3 separate regions of the Homo sapiens genome follow, and regions 1 and 2 are each linked to region 3. A link is a contact called in ENCODE Hi-C or POLR2A ChIA-PET data. All regions are on one chromosome and are shown on one strand. The core of a region is the stretch at or near the end of the contact, and the rest is flanking DNA. Distances in the headings are between cores, read along the strand shown.

Evidence for each region. Hi-C counts contacts between places; a loop is a spot of excess contacts on that map. ChIA-PET counts read pairs that join two places held with the same protein, here RNA polymerase II (POLR2A). Pooled maps may share reads with other maps.
Region 1: a loop to region 3 is called in a map with no recorded cell type, with 4 times the contacts of the local background. The contact joins two enhancer-like sites. A Hi-C loop is called at or near these places in 1 of 168 maps with a recorded cell type or tissue (PC-3), 4 of 37 single-sample maps with no recorded cell type and 3 of 50 pooled maps.
Region 2: a map of endothelial cell of umbilical vein shows a loop between it and region 3 (7-fold over the local background). The contact joins two enhancer-like sites. A Hi-C loop is called at or near these places in 11 of 168 maps with a recorded cell type or tissue (A673, MCF 10A, PC-3 and 7 more) and 16 of 50 pooled maps. POLR2A ChIA-PET finds 5 or more read pairs at or near these places in 2 of 52 experiments (GM12878 and MCF 10A).

The regions. Positions count from the first base shown.
Region 1 is chr3:28,939,509-28,942,860 of GRCh38, reverse strand. No RefSeq gene overlaps it. Among named protein-coding and RNA genes, the nearest start is that of RBMS3-AS3, 340 kb to the left of the region's middle. Within about 2 kb of position 2,041, at least 2 of the 41 ENCODE cell types and tissues checked have a DNase peak (open chromatin) inside an H3K27ac peak, as active enhancers do.
Region 2 is chr3:29,758,129-29,761,319 of GRCh38, reverse strand. All of the region lies in intron 5 of RBMS3 (RNA binding motif single stranded interacting protein 3), which reads right to left. Among named protein-coding and RNA genes, the nearest start is that of RBMS3-AS2, 120 kb to the right of the region's middle. Within about 2 kb of position 1,764, at least 12 of the 41 ENCODE cell types and tissues checked have a DNase peak (open chromatin) inside an H3K27ac peak, as active enhancers do; they include ascending aorta and endothelial cell of umbilical vein, where a contact is called at or near this core.
Region 3 is chr3:29,322,554-29,326,272 of GRCh38, reverse strand. The region is part of intron 1 of RBMS3 (RNA binding motif single stranded interacting protein 3); the gene reads right to left. Among named protein-coding and RNA genes, the nearest start is that of RBMS3, 43 kb to the right of the region's middle. Within about 2 kb of position 1,837, at least 22 of the 41 ENCODE cell types and tissues checked have a DNase peak (open chromatin) inside an H3K27ac peak, as active enhancers do; they include ascending aorta and endothelial cell of umbilical vein, where a contact is called at or near this core.

The DNA of each region.
Region 1 (3,352 bases), core at 792-3,291, 380 kb after region 3:
ACTAATAAAAATCCAAACTGAGTATATTTAATCTCCATCCAAAGAGCCCAAAGCAAGTCTGTAAAAGATTCTCCCTTCAGCTTTTCCTGTGTGCTTTTGGTGCTCTGGTTTCTGGCACACATGCACATGATTACTTCAATAGAAATATTTATATGAATGAGATGCACCCATAGACTTTTTCTGCTGGTTCCTAATTAATTACTATTTCTAGCTAATTTACTCAGATCCTCTTCCAGGCCATCCCCACCCCTCAGAAGGTGCTGGGAATTATGCTTTCTGCACTTGAGGCAACCTAAAACCAATGAGTAATTGTTTCAGGGGTACAAATTTGGTCACCTTGTCTTACAGTGGGACAACTTTTGCTGTAATTCTTACTCAAGATGTCCCCATGGGATCAGGCTGAAGTGAGGCCTCTGCTAAAACTACATCTTTGCCTAGTTTCTTCCTTGTCCTACGTTAATTCTCTCACTCCTTACAGGTTTCCCTTGAGAGTAATTCCTCAATAAATACCTGCACCAGAATTCTTGTCTCAGGCTCTACTCCTGGACAACCTAATCTATGTTACGCCAATAGAATAACAATAATAATAGCAGGCCAGGCACAGGGGCTCATGTCTGTAATCCCAGCATTTTGGGAGGCCGAGGTGAGAGGATCACCTGAGGTCAGGAGTTTGAGACAAGCCTGGCCAACATGGCGAAACCCTGTCTCTACTAAAAATACGAAAAATTGGCCAGGCATGGTGGTGTGCGCCTGTAATCCCAGCTAATCAGGAGGCTGAGGTAGGAGAATTGCTTGAACCCGGGAGGCAGAGGTTACAGTGAGCCAAGATTATGCCATTGCACTCCAGCTTGGTCAACAAGAGTGAAACTCCATCTCAATAATAATAATAATAATAATAATAATAATAATAATAATAATAATACCAATATTATGAACCACCACAAGCACAACAGCACTTAAATTTACTGTTTATTATTGCCAAGCACTGTTCCCAAGGCTTTGCAACAATCATGTTTTTAAACCTCACAAAAACCCAAGAGATAGGTACTATTATTATTACCATTTTATAGAAGAGGAAACAGAGGCTTGGAAAGTTTTTTTAAGAAAAACTGGCCGTAGTGGCTCACACCTGTAATCCCAGTACTTTGGGAGGCTGAGGCAGGCCAATTGCTCGAGCCCAAGAGTTCGAGACCAGCCTAGGCAACATGGTGAAACCCTGTCTCTACAAAAAATGCAAAAATTAGCCTGACGTGGTGGTACACGCCCATAGTCCCAGCCACTCAAGGTGGCTGAGGTCGGGGCTGATCGCTTGAGCCCATGAGTTTGAGGCTGCTGTGAGCCTTAACTGCACCACTGTGCTCCAGCCTGGGTGACACAGACTCTGTCTCAAAAACAAACAAACACACAAAAACGTAGCTATGGTCCAACAGCTAGTAAGTACTGAAATGTGAAACCCAGGCAGTCAGACTAGAGTCTAGGTTCTGAACCCCCATTATATTCTAATTCAAATCCTAATATATTTTACACCGATAGGATCCTTAAAATTCACTCATCTGTTGTGTAGTTTCTCATCTCAAAGACCCAGAAATGTATCCTTAAGTAGCCAGTAGAGATTTGGCCATGGGATATAAAGGCACACATTGTGAGCCAGCTGCTGATTTATAGGGTGCTGGAGACACCACAGAGAGGAAGGAGCTCCACCACCTCTCTCTCAGTAGAGCTCAGACTGCAGGAAATCAAATCCATGGACAGACTTCAGAATACTTCTGTTTTATAGACTGAATTAAGGAAAATGGAGTGGATATTCTAGCACTGCTGGCTACCCTGTGCTTTATTTAGGTTCATGACCCCTGGCTGTAAGGACCCAATCTCAACATTTTAGAACATCAGGTGGGAAAGGAATTAGGATATCCTCCTTTTTCTTTCCTGCCCCTTTCCTCCCCTGAAAACTGCAGCTGCACATGTCACCAAAACACAGAGACTCTGGAGGGCTGTTTTTGCTTACAACAGCCAGTTAGAAAGCAAAAGGCCAGCAAAGTCCTGCCAGAGACTTGCTGTGCCCTGGACAATTTCCCACATAAACAAAGTGGGAACTCTTTTAAAGAAAAGATGCCCTTGGCTTTTTGAGGGTGAGAGTGATCTTCCTACAAAACCACAATCTTTCCCTGGCCTGGAGTTCCCCTTATGCAAAATTCAAGTATATGTGGTTTTACTTCTGTATAACCTTTTCTCAGCAAACCCACAAGAATTTGAGTTCCAGTGCAAGTGATTTGCCAATTACTCCAGTTTTGGATAACTAGAAAAAATAGAAAAAAAACAGTGTTTACAGAGGAAGAAGGGGTAACTCAAAAGTCATAATCAGTGGAGAAATTTTGCTAATAAAATCTGGAAAGAGAAAAGACAGGAAAGATGAGGTTAAATCCGGGTCATATTAAGATTTTAGGGACTGATACTTACTAAAAAGAATTTTATAAGCTGCTCATGATATGTGTAATTCAAAACAACAACTTTATACCCTATATGTTAGGTATAATGTTTGACAAAATTAAACTAGTTTCTTCTTGGGTTTTGAGGATGTTTTTAATTTCAAAATTTTGGAGAAGTTCATTGCCTCTAGATTTCTCTTATTTTTGGAAACTTTGCTTAGCCAGTCCCCTAAAATGCTTGCTAACTATTGCACAAAGCAGCATGCAGTGAAGTGAAACCCAGGACTGAGAACTAAGTCCTTATACCTGTTGGAAGGAGGAAAGCAGTGATATGTACAATTGTTGCTGATGTGTATACTTGGCATAAATTTATATCAGGAAGATCTCAACAACTACATTATTCTGCATCTTAAAGGCCAAGGAGAGGCTACAGGAGGGACATAGAAAGAGGTGGCCAAAAACATTTGTGCTATAAACTTCCAAAGAAATCCAAAAGGCATTCAATATTTAGGAGATATTCTAGACACTAAGGGGAGAAAACACCTTAAAATGTGCACATTTTGGCCAGGCGCGGTGGCTAACACCTGCAATCCCAGCAGCACTTTGGGAGGCCGGGGTGGGTGGATCATGAGGTCAAGAGATCAAGACCATCCTGAGCAACATGATGAAACCCCATCTCTACTAAAAATACAAAAATTAGCAGGGCGTGGTGGTGCACGCATGTAGTTTCAGCTATTTGGGAGGCTGAGGCAGGAGAATCGCTTGACCCGGGAGGCAGAGGTTGCAGTGAGCCAAGATCACGTCACTGCACCCCAGCCTGGCTACACAGTGAGACTCCGTCTCAAAATAAAATAAAATAAAATAAAAATCTTGATTGTTTTTTTAGAATAAATATTGTGCATATTTGAGATTTACATATTAGGATA
Region 2 (3,191 bases), core at 515-3,014, 440 kb before region 3:
GCTATAATTATTCTCTGACAAAGTTTTGTTTTCAGATGTACATTCTTATGAAGCATGTGATGAGAGTGCATCTTTCTGTATCGATGGATATGACAAATCTCTACCGCCAAGCAGGGCTAAATTTACAGGAATGAGGCCTATGTCTTCACACACAGCCCCACACTTAGAACAACCCTGCACTTGGTTTAAAGTTCTGCTGTTGCCACCTTGAACTTCTTAACAGTGTTTTAACAAAGGGATCTACATTGTCATATTTCACCCTAATTTAAGTAGCTGATCCTGCTATGACAAGAGAGTGTAGGAAACTAACTTAACATTAACGCTCAGTATGTATATCATCAGGTGACCCAATGGATCCACATAAGTATTATTTTGAAAAAAAAAGTCTTCAGAATGAATCAATTTGATGTCCAAATAAAAAGAAAACTCTTTATGCAATTTTAATAGATAAAAATAAAAACAAAAACAGCATTTTGTTTACTACTCACTCACAAGTTCCCCTATATCAGAAGATGTTTGGATAAGAAAGGCAAGCGGAATCTTTCCTCATTCTAAATATTTAGGAACAGCTAAGTACAATTTTCCTAACTCTTTCAAGTTTCCTTTCCAGTGGAACCTTTTACTGTAAGTCTTTCAATTTTTTTATCTTTTTTTTTTTTTAAGTAGAAAATTTCCATTTCCAGGAAGAAAAGAATTCTAACTCTGTTCTTTCTCTCTTCCCACAGGATCCACTATTGTCTCTTTGGGAAAATAACCTTCTCTCCTAGCAGAGACATGAATGGGAGAGGAAATGTAAGCCCTTAATTACTACAGATGTTACTTTATGGAATTTTTATTCCAGGAGAGCTACAAAATGCAAAGTTTATGCCTCAGAGCCCCCTCCCTGTTCAATCTCTCTCTGGGTACTCATCTGGATAAAAGGCAGTTAAGAATCTAAAGCTTGCTTGCAAGAGTCCTACAAATCAAATCCTTTGTCTTAAAATGGCATGGAATTATAAATGAAGACTAATACTAGGGGTGTGTGTGTGTGTGTAGGGGTGTGTGTGTGTATGTGTGTGTGTGTGTGTTTATTCTACATAATACATTTTAGGGAATAGAGAGGAAGCTAAAAAAGAAAATCAAGTGGCTAACCCACTCCACCCACTTAAAATATTTTTGTTCTGTTTGAAAGCCTCAAGTCCTCCCTTCTGCATTCTAAGTGTGATCATCTTTTCTTAACACTGTTTTACAGCCATATCAAGCTGGATGGGGGCTGTTTCTATGAACACAAAGACAGCAGAGTAGATTGTTCACTTTGGGTTCATTCAGATTTAACTAAGTGAATGTCTGCTGTGAGCCTTTAGAGACTCCCGTCTCTGAAAGAATAAATGCAATAAAAGTCTGTTTTCTGTAGCTGCCGGCGCTTAGTGTCAAACCATGTTACGCTGCACCACCCAGCAGTGACAATTCCATTTTAATACACGGGGCACATTTTAACAAGGCAAAGCAGTCCCAGCAAAGATGGCAATATAGGAGCTGCCAAGGGGAAAAGGCTCAGTGTTCCTCATGCATTTTACGTGGAAGCAGAACAAAAGTGAGACTGAGACCCAGAAAGCTCTGGGGGGGGAGGAAAGAGACTATATTTGAATAGCCATCTTAGGAAGAATGTGCCCATTTTCTTCTCAAGTTTCACAATTAACCTCTCTGAAATGCCAGCTCAAGCTGTCTGGAATCTGGCACACGCTTCAGTTGAAACTGACACTAGCATTATCAAGTGAGTCTGAAAAGACAGCACACCAGACACAGCTGCCTTTATATGTCCCTTTCAGATGGGCCACTGAATCACTACAACTGCATCTATTCTTCCTAGGCGGTACCTGAAACCCCTTGCGTCCCTCAGAACAGCTTGAGTGCCAGGCCAACCATTCACCTGACAATACATTAATTAGGATCTTACAAGGCTCTAATCATTGTATAAAGCTTCAGGGTTTTCTGTTAGGTCTGATGTTTAAATATAAATACACATTAAAGGTCCTGTTTGACATTCTTTCTTGTCTCAGTACCTAGGACACTGGCTTCAGTTATTTGAAACACACCACAGAATTGTGCTTCTTCTTCCTTTTTTTTTTCAAACAGCTACTAAGAGGAGCTAGTTTAACAGCCGATACAATTCCCACAGGCAAATTACGTCAGATGAGAGGCTGATCCAATATTAGTAGAATGTTCTGGGTCAGACTTAACATGCAGAGGTAGAAACGTACTTTGCAAAACCATTTGCAGCCTACCTCTGTCACCTCCATAGAGAATCACACAGTTTATGGTCTTAAAGCAGTAAGCATTATTAACCATGTATTTAAAACAAACCCATCCTGTCATTTATTATGGTTAATTAGAGGTTTCCAGTATTGTGAAATGTTTGTGGTTTTGCAATCACAGGCTCTGTACAAATTATTGGCAACTTAGAGTATCTAACGTTGTAAGCCAGTCATCCTCATTTCTGGTAAGATTTACGTATGCACAGGGTCAACATTAAACTATTTTTTAAAGTACTAAACTCTGCACTGCTTCTGACATTTCAAAAACAAATTATGTCATTTCCTTCTTAATCCATTGTAACGGAAGGAATAAAATAGTGAGTTCCAGAAACAAAGATGAATGAATGCGATGAATTTTCTTCTCAGTTTTTGCAATTTGTTTTCTTCCTGCCAGGCACCTGACATTCTTAGGATACAAGTGTCTTAAGTACCAAACAGTGAAGCAGAGAGGCCTCCCTTACATGCCCTTTTGTAGAAACCAGAAATTTTGAGGGTATCTTGCTCAGCATTACAACACATTCCTCTTAGGAAATGAAACTGTGGATGACAATATTTGACTAATGAAAACACATTCCAGAGTTTGAGAGTCACATAATTTCAAGACTCAGATATCAACTTCTATATTGTACAGATGAAGAAAGTAACACTAGAAGACTGTGATTGGCTTCCCTAAAAACTAGTTAGTGGATGAGCCTGGAATAGAACTGTTGTCTCATGACTTTGAATTGAGACTATTTATTTGCAAGAGATGCAGCTCCATTGCTGGCCTCATGTCATCCCTCCTGATTTTCTCTACTGACTGATGTACTTCAATCTGTTCAAGAGTAGGATGGGTCCTGCTAGCTCCACTCTACCCAGCCACTATTACTTCAAGAAGTTGTTTTCAAAAATGGAATA
Region 3 (3,719 bases), core at 588-3,087:
GGAGGTAAGAATGAGGATGAATTGCATGCTTTCCAAGGAGTTTAGTCCATATATATTATGTAGCCAGTGAGAAGACATGGGATGCACTTAGTAAAAAGAAACAGGAGTCAAACTGCATTGTAGAAAGATAAATTTGGTGGCAATGAAGACATTAGACCTGCAAGGAAAGCCTGAGATTCAGAATGACTTCTTAGGAAAAAAACACCATAATCTCAGTGGTAGATTATGACAGTTTAATCTACAGTCAAGTGTAAAGTTAATAAAGCAAGGATGGAAAGGTGATTCAGGATTGCCACACTTCATAGTCCTATCCAGGTGACCTGGGGAAATTAATGAAATATGACTCCAAAAGTTTCTATAGCACAGGAGAAGAATGAAGTTAAAGAGAGTAATAGCCCAGGCAACCTGATGATAGATTTTTGATGCCTCAACTTAAGACAAGGAAAGATTAGGCCAATAGTATGAAATTGCCAATATTTGAAATGGTTTTTTAGTAAAAAATGACAATTTTACATAATTTAAGCCATAGATAGCTAATATTCTAGAAGAACACCTGTGAGTTTGGATAACTATACCAGTCATGTCAAATTTATACATATGTGTGTGTATGTGTGTGTGTGTGTGTGTATGTGTATATATATACATACATATATACACACATATATATACACACACGTATATATATACATACACACATGTATATATATACATACACACATATATACACACATGTATATACATACATACACACACACACATATATATATATATGCATTTAATGGGATAGTTTTCTTTCAACTGAATCTTACATTGGCTTCCCAGGTTTACATTATTATATTTCACTTTTTGGATGGATAATATATTAACACACTTTTGAAAGTTAATAAATACAAAACGGTATAACGATAAAATCTCCCTTTCTACTATTCCTCAGCCCATCTATCCTTGACACCCAGGAATAGTTTCCTACACAAATTTTTTGGTGTTTACTAAGAGCAATAAAATGTAAAATATAATCTTATTTCCCACCACCGCCTTTTTTCACAAACGAAATATAAAATACAAATGTTCTGCACTATGTCTTTTTTTCACTTCACAAAATATTTTGGAGATACTTACAACTTAATACATAGAGTGTTTCCTGATTCTTTTCTACAGTTACAGAGAGTTCTGTTTTACAGACATGCCATAGTTTATTCAATTTGTCCCCTATTAATGGACATTCAAGTTGTTTCCAATATTCTCTTGTTACAAAGAATGCAGCAATTCATTATTATATGCATGTATTCTTTCATCTGTGTGCAAATACGATAAAGCTCCATTAACTGGGATCTAGTTTTCATAACAGAAATGACATGAAATTAGAAAAAAAAATAACAGTGGGGAAAAGGAAAACAAAGGGAATAATGAGAGTAAAGGAAGAGGAGAGGAAGGAGAGAAGAAAAGGCAGATAGGCAGGCAGGCTGGAAAGAATACTAGGTAAGCAAAGAGAAAGAAGGAAAGAGAAAAAGAAAAAGGAGAGAAGGAAAGAATTAGGAGAGAAAGCTCTTGTCTTCTTTAGGATATTAGGAGGGAAGTGATTAAACTTTAGTGCAGGAGATTGTAAGGGCTTAATGGAAGGGCACAGGGGAAACATCTTGGAGCTCTACAATGCTGGGAGAGCATAACAAGGAAGTGACTCTTCCTGTTCAAACAATCCTACCCACTCCAGCAGGACAGAAGAAATAAATTCCACGGCCAAACATGCAGCACAGAAAGACCCAGGACATGGCCGTTCCAGGTTACGTAGCAAGCCAGTCATCCAGGCGGAGGCCACGTGTTTTGAAAGAGAACCAATTACATGAGAAGACCTGGCTCTTGAGGCAAATGTTAATCATATTAGCCCAAACTGTGCATAATCCATAAATAGCTATGAGGCTTGAACAATAAGAAGCTCACAAGAGCAGTACAAACAGAAAGGAACCAAAAAAGAAACTGAAAAAGGAAAGAAGAACCTAGACCAGACCAGAATACTGTGCCTCTTCCCTCAGCCACAGTGACTGCTGGTTCTAACTGGGTCCTTCCTGAGGAAAATGAAAGGTTGAAGTCAGTGTTCATGACTTACTTTATAGAAGTGCATTTAAGTTCATTGCACAGTAAAATCTGTGTTATTCCCACTCCAGTGAATTCCTTTGTCCTTTTAATAAAGTCCAGAGTTAAAAATAAAAACAAAATAAAAAAAATCTAGGTATGTTAAAGAAAGTAATTTAGCTTGCAGTGAATTTTTTTTTTTTTTTCAGAGTGGGCAAATCCAAGAAAATAGGACCCATTTGAGAGCCCTGTTTGAACAAGGGTAATATCTGAATCGGTGTGTTATTTTATTGGCTTTATCAGTGTTTTCCAAAAATCCCTACAGTGGCATAAAGTCTTAAAAAGCTTAGTTCATGCCAAAAATTGCGTACAAGCTTAAATAAAAATCATGGGGGAAATAAGAAGGGGTGTGAATTATATGAAGAGATACTAAATTATTGATTTTTAAAATTGCATCTAGAATTCAGTCCAAGGGGTGTGTGTGTGTGTGTGTGTGTGTGTGTGTGTGTGTATGTGTGTGTGTAACTGTATGTGTCCAATATCAGAAGGAATACACATTTCAGAAGAGAAGACAGAGGGGTGTCAAGAGCACCACAGACATATTACATATGGCTTCTGATGTTTGTTTCTTTCTACTGTTAATTTTACTATGTGTGCTGGAGTTAAACCTGCATTTTTAGGCCATATAAAGATCAAAATAATATAAATAACATAGATTTAAATTTCAGCATTTTCTAGTTACCCTAGTTACAAGTTTGCCAAATTATTAAATCAGCTCTGTCCAAAAATTCAAAAGATAACAGTAATAATACGACCTAGTTTACGGCTTTGTTTCTTTACTATGGTGGTTGTAGATAATTCTGCAACTAGTATAAATTCTATTGTTATTACCCAAAAAAATCAACTTTGTGTGAAAAAATAAGCTAAAGTACATACCTGATGTTACTTCAAAAAATAACATATAAAACATAAAAATAATTTATGTCTGTTACTTTGTCAACTGTGTATGTGTTTGTCTCTGTACATAAAATTTGATATCAGAGCAGCACCTTCAAAGGTGGAGATTACACCAGTGACAATGTGTCTGAGCTTCAGTCTTTCTTGACTTCTTGATTTGCTCTTGACATTAACAGCACCAACTTCTACTTGGTTGTGATGGATGAGAGGATGAGACTAGAATTTTATGGTCTCCATGGTGATGCCAAGTTGCGTTCTTGGCACACTGTATGCCCTTAAATAACACTTATTAGATGGATGGATGACTTCTAGCAAGAAAGGTCAAAAGCATAATCTTCAAAAAATAGGCTGCCCTAGAGTTCTAAGCAGCCCTTCGAATTCTCCATACTATTCATTGAACGGCTAAGAGGTGCTACCCTCTTGGACTTGAGTAGCTAAAGAGCTTCTGTCAATCATTTATAAACCCTCTCCTTGTCTTGAGGTTTAAATACCTTCTAAAGCCCATGAAAATTAACTCCAAGGAACCATCCACAAATCCTTTGCATATAGTGAGGTTTTCTTATATGCCATCTTTCCTGAAATAGAAAGACCAGTGTCTGGAGTATGGCCATTTTTTTTTTTCGTATGTGAAAACTAATTAGCATGGCAACTGACTTGATCTGGACTAGGTACTTTAAAAGAACTGTAATCAA